Regions from separate parts of the Homo sapiens genome. Here region 1 is linked to region 2. The links are chromatin loops, found by intact Hi-C in ENCODE. Cell type or tissue: psoas muscle. All regions are shown on one strand.

The links. Peaks named below come from ENCODE experiments on the same cell type or tissue, not always from the same donor. Only the 100,000 strongest peaks of a DNase experiment are listed, where the experiment ranks them.
Region 1: a loop joins it to region 2, with 14 times the contacts of the local background. A loop is called at or near these places in 7 of 110 quality-filtered maps.

What each region holds. Positions count from the first base shown.
Region 1 is chr10:29,495,267-29,497,766 of GRCh38, reverse strand. The region is part of intron 18 of SVIL (supervillin); the gene reads left to right. Among named protein-coding and RNA genes, the nearest start is that of MIR604, 49 kb to the left of the region's middle. RefSeq lists an enhancer at 908-1,409. In psoas muscle, a CTCF peak has its summit at 1,194 (motif pointing right); a DNase peak (open chromatin) is centred at 1,216; H3K27ac peaks cover 776 bases.
Region 2 is chr10:30,686,895-30,689,394 of GRCh38, reverse strand. No RefSeq gene overlaps it. Among named protein-coding and RNA genes, the nearest start is that of LINC02644, 35 kb to the left of the region's middle. RefSeq lists an enhancer at 1,355-1,893. In psoas muscle, CTCF peaks have their summits at 1,356 and 1,559 (motif pointing left); a DNase peak (open chromatin) is centred at 1,524; H3K27me3 peaks cover 313 bases.

The DNA.
Region 1 (2,500 bases), 1.2 Mb after region 2:
GACCTGGCAACCATGTACCCTAAGTCAGCCTTTCACAATAAAGAAGTTTATCCCCTCTTCCTTTTAGGTTAATTCCTAGGTCCTTCTCCATCAAACCTGATTTCTCTGACTGACCAAAGCCAAATCCGGATATGCTTTAATAGATGTCTAAAATATGTCCTCAGTTCCTAGGCAGTGGGATGTCCCTGCTGCAATCTTCTGCTGCTGAGCTCTTGGAACTGATTTGATGCCTATATTCAAAAATTTATGAAACTGACTTACATATCACTTGGTTAGTAAAGTTACTGGAGAGCTTTGAGGCTTCATAAGAGTGTTTGGGGCTTTATTTCATATCCTGCAGGAAATGATTAAAATTTGGGTTCCCTTTGTCACCTATATGCACATACCATCACTTTCTAAGCTATTATTTAAAAGCAGATTTCCCATCATAGTGGTATACGTTTTCACATTCACTTGTTCTTAACATCTTGTCATCAAATATAGAGGCTTAGCTTTTCTTTTTCTCAGAACCTTTAATCCACACTTTTATGAAGAGTACCTAACTCATTATAGGTATATAATGAATGTTTGTAGAAGGAAGGGAAGGAGCGAGACGTGGGAAATCCCTGAATGGTGATTAACTCAAATCTTAGTGGGGAATCCTTTCTAACAAATCTATTCTTACCTTATCTTGGAATGGTGAAAATATAATTTACTCTCACAGAATGAGGTACCATTTGCCAATTTTCTGCATCAGATCACAGAACTGGATACTCATGTTTAAACTCCTTTAACGTGAGCCCCAACCCTTCTTTAACAGAAGCACGTCGTTAGGTGCAGGGTGACTAAGTAGAACTGGAACTGAGAACTTGAACCAGACCTCAGGTTTTCCAGCTTCTAGCCCAGGCTTTTATCTTGATGACTTTCCGCTTTGGTTTCTTTTCTTTCTTCCACCTTAAAAACCCTAATTTATTTGTAAGTGGGTTCTTACTACCAAATGCCACTGCCCTTGTCCACATTGACATCTGTGAAAATGTTCCCGAAGAGAGTAGGTGACTGGTTGTTGTACCTAGAATTCATTGAAAAGAGCTATGGGGGAGATCTTTGTTTTGTTTTAACATTTTGTAATTTGCATCTCCCTGCCATGAGCCATTCATTCCCTAAGGATCCTTAGCTAGGTGGGGAGCACGTTTGCATAGTGCCACTGCCTGAACCGCCAGCAGGGGGAGCCATGGCAGCGGGGTTTGCCCGGCACCGGCCAGGACACGGATGGATTTCTCCGGTTGCTTTGGAAACCAGCCTTCAGAGTCAGTCCTGTTCATTAGCTGCGGAGTTAACGGCCTCTGTGCTAATGAACTCCTCTGATGTCTCTTCTCTTAAGCATCCTTCTAGTGAGTAAAGATTTCCCTCCCCACCCTGTGATACCAGATTTTATTTATCATCTTTCAAGAAAGTTTACTTTCTCATGGATGGAAACCCTTTGCAGTTCTGGCAATTGAAACAAATTTTAAAACTTTTATTGACACCATCAATCAAATATATGTATATAATGAGACGTACTTGTAGAATATTACTAAAACTTGAGTTTTAAACCATTTAATGGTTTTTTTTATTAAATTTTTTAATGCTATAATACTTCTCCCATTCACAGGAGGAAGGGGCAGAATCATTTATTCCCTTGGTTTTCCTTGTGATAGTGATTTGCATAACCTCTCGATGTTGTTCGTCCAGGGATGCATTGTCATCTAAGTGGCAATGTCATCTAAGGATTTCACATTTATTACAAATGAGTACAGAGAACATTCACATCTCATTTTGTTTTTTTGTAAATGCACTAATCAGTTTTCTTTCCAATGCCTTCCACTTAGATTAGGGAAGCGATACTCATCCTTCTGTTTACTAAGTTTTCTTCTTCCAGCTGGATACTTTCTCCATGCAGGAATTCCTCCCTTTCCCTTTCATGTGTCTCTCACCACTTGCCCTTTTAAAGATTCCCCACTCTGCTTCTCGGTAAATATACTAGGAAAAGCATTTCCTGTTTCTGCCCACACGGGAGATGGACAGGACTTCCAACACGCACAGTCGGTCCAGACCTGCCCTGGTCTGTAATTTCTTCTGAAAGGTTGGCCCTCCTTGGGTTACTGTCTGTGTCATGTCCCCAGGGCCACTGTCCCTCCCTCCCCTCAGCCTGGAGGAGAGCTCCACTGCGGGGGGCCACTTGCTGGCAAGTGTGACACAGCTCATTCTGCAGATGGCACCAATGCACTCTCAGCTGCCCCTGCCATCTCCGAAGGGCCTCAGAACTCACAGCTGCATTTGCCCAAGTTAACGTGTCATGGACATGTTTTCCCACGTCTCCACCGTTCATTTTGGAATATCGGCTTGTCAGCCACTACAGTCCTTGGAAATAATAAAATCCAGTCTACGTTTGCAGTTGGTTGTCCCACAGTCGTGGTACGTGTGAAATGTGTGTGTGTGTGCCTGCATGTGTGTAAATTCTTATATGTTGTGCCGTCTACCC
Region 2 (2,500 bases):
AGTGAGACAGCATCACTAAGGCCTCTTCTGATCAGGCTTGGCGTGGCCGAGGCCTTGGCGACTTACCTTCCAGGGGTTTGGAAACGGGTGTGGTGCCTCTTGTTTTACCGCAAATGGCTGAGGCTACTGGGGTTATGGCAGTAGGTGACGCCAAACCTGTGGAACACACAGACGAGCTACTGAGCATCTCAGGGTCACTTCTGGAAATCTCCGGGACCCTGACCGATCTCCAGGAGTCCCAGGGTAGACGGCACAACATATAAGAATTTACACACATGCAGGCACACACACACACATTTCACACGTACCACGACTGTGGGACAACCAACTGCAGATGTAGACAGGATTTTATTATTTCCAAGGACTGTAGTGGCTGACGAGCTGATAATCCAAAATGAACGGTGGAGATGTGGGAAAACATGTCCATGACACGTAGACTTGAGCAAATGCAGCTGTGAGTTCTGAGGCCCTTTGGAGATGGTGGGGGCAGCTGAGAGTGCATTGGTGCCATCTGCAGAATGAACTGTGTCACACTTGCCAGCAAGTGGCCCCCCACACTGGAGCTCTCCTCCAGGCTGAGGGGAGGGAGGGACAGTGGCCTTGGGGACATGACACAGACAGTAACCCAAGGAGGGTCAACCTTTCAGAAGAAACCACAGAGCAGGGCAGGTCTGTACCGACTACAAGTTTTGGAAGGTCCAGTCCATCTCCCGTGTGGGCAGAAACAGGAAATGCTTTTCCTCGTATATTTACCGAGAAGCAGGGTGGGGAATCTTTAAAAGGGAAAGTGGTGAGAGACACATGAAAGGGAAAGGGAGGAATTCCTGCATGGAGAAAGTATCCAGCTAGAAGAAGAAAACTTAGTAAAGAGAAGGATGAGTATTGCTTCCCTAACCTAAGTGGAAGGCATTGGAAAGAAAACTAATTAGTGCATTTACAAAAAACCAAAATGAGATGTGAATGTTCTCTGTACTCATTTGTAATAAATGTGAAATCCTTAGATGACATTGCCACTTAGATGACAATGCAACCCTGGACGAACAACATCGACAGGATATGCAAATCACTATCACAAGGAAAACCAAATGAATGAATGATTCTGCCCCTTCCTCCTGTGAACGGGAGAAGTATTATAGCATAAAAAATTTAATAAAAATACAATTAAATGGTTTAAAACTCAAGTTTTAGGTAATATCCTAGAAGTACTTCTCATTTTATATATGTTTGATTGATGATGTCATTAAAAGTTTTAAAAGTTGTTTCAATTGCCAGAACTGCAAAGGGTTTATATCCATGAGAAATTAAACTTTCTTGAAAGATTTAAAGATAAATAAAATCTGGTATCACAGGGTGGGGAGGGAAATCATCATTCACTAGAAGGATGCTTAAGAGACATCAGAGGAGTTCATTAGCAAAGAGGCCGTTAACTCCGCAGCTAATAAACAGGACTGGCTCTGAAGGCTGGTTTCCAAAGCAACCGGAGAAATCCATCCCTATCTTGGCCGGTGCCGGGCAAATCCGCTGCCATGGCTCCCCCTGCTGGCGGTTCAGGCAGTGGCACTATCCAAAAGAGCTCTTCTCCCAGCTAGAGATAAGGATCTTTAGGCAATGAATGGCTCAGGGCATGGAGATGCAGATTACAAAATGTTAAGACAAAACAAAGATCCCACCATAGCTCTTTTCAATGAATTCTAGGTACAGCAACCAGTCACCTACTGTCTTCGGGAACATTTTCACGTCTCTCTTACTCCAGGTGTGGTTGGAGTACTTGGCTTCCAGGAGAATCCTAGAATACCACGAGAACCTTGTGGAGTGCTAACCGTTACACAGAATCAAGGAATATAAAAAAGGGAGAAAGTCCTAACGTGGCTAGCGGGAGAAGAGAGGTTTCTGGGGTAAGAGAATGAAGGTCAGGTCCCAGATGCCTCCTGGCAACGCGCTGAGAGGTGGTCACTCCTGGTGGCCTGATGTTTCTGGGAGATAGGACCCCAGGCTGTTGTGCAGGGGGTTATTTTATTCTGCAGTGAATGTTAATCGGTTACCATATCACTGCAAATCAAAAAGTGCTAATGACTCAAGTGAAACATATAACCCAGGAGGTGATGGCAAATATTAGAAACAGAAGAGACAGTTTTTTCATTAATTATAAAGTATAAGAAGATAATTTCCTCAGTGAGCCATATAACACCTGTTAAATAAAGATCTCTGATATATTCAGGAAAATATGAAAGCGAACTCATCCACCGAGAAATGGGAACTGTTGCTTCCACAAACCTGAATAAGAGCAAATCTATATCCTCTGATGTCAATGTGGACAAGGGCAGTGGCATTTGGTAGTAAGAACCCACTTACAAATAAATTCAGATTTTTAAGATGGAAGAGGAAAAAAGAAACCAAAGCAGAAAGTCATCAAGATGAAAGTCTGGGCTAGAAGTTGGAAAACCTGAGGTCTGGTTCAGGTTCTCAGTTCCAGTTCTACTTAGTCACCCTGCACCTAACG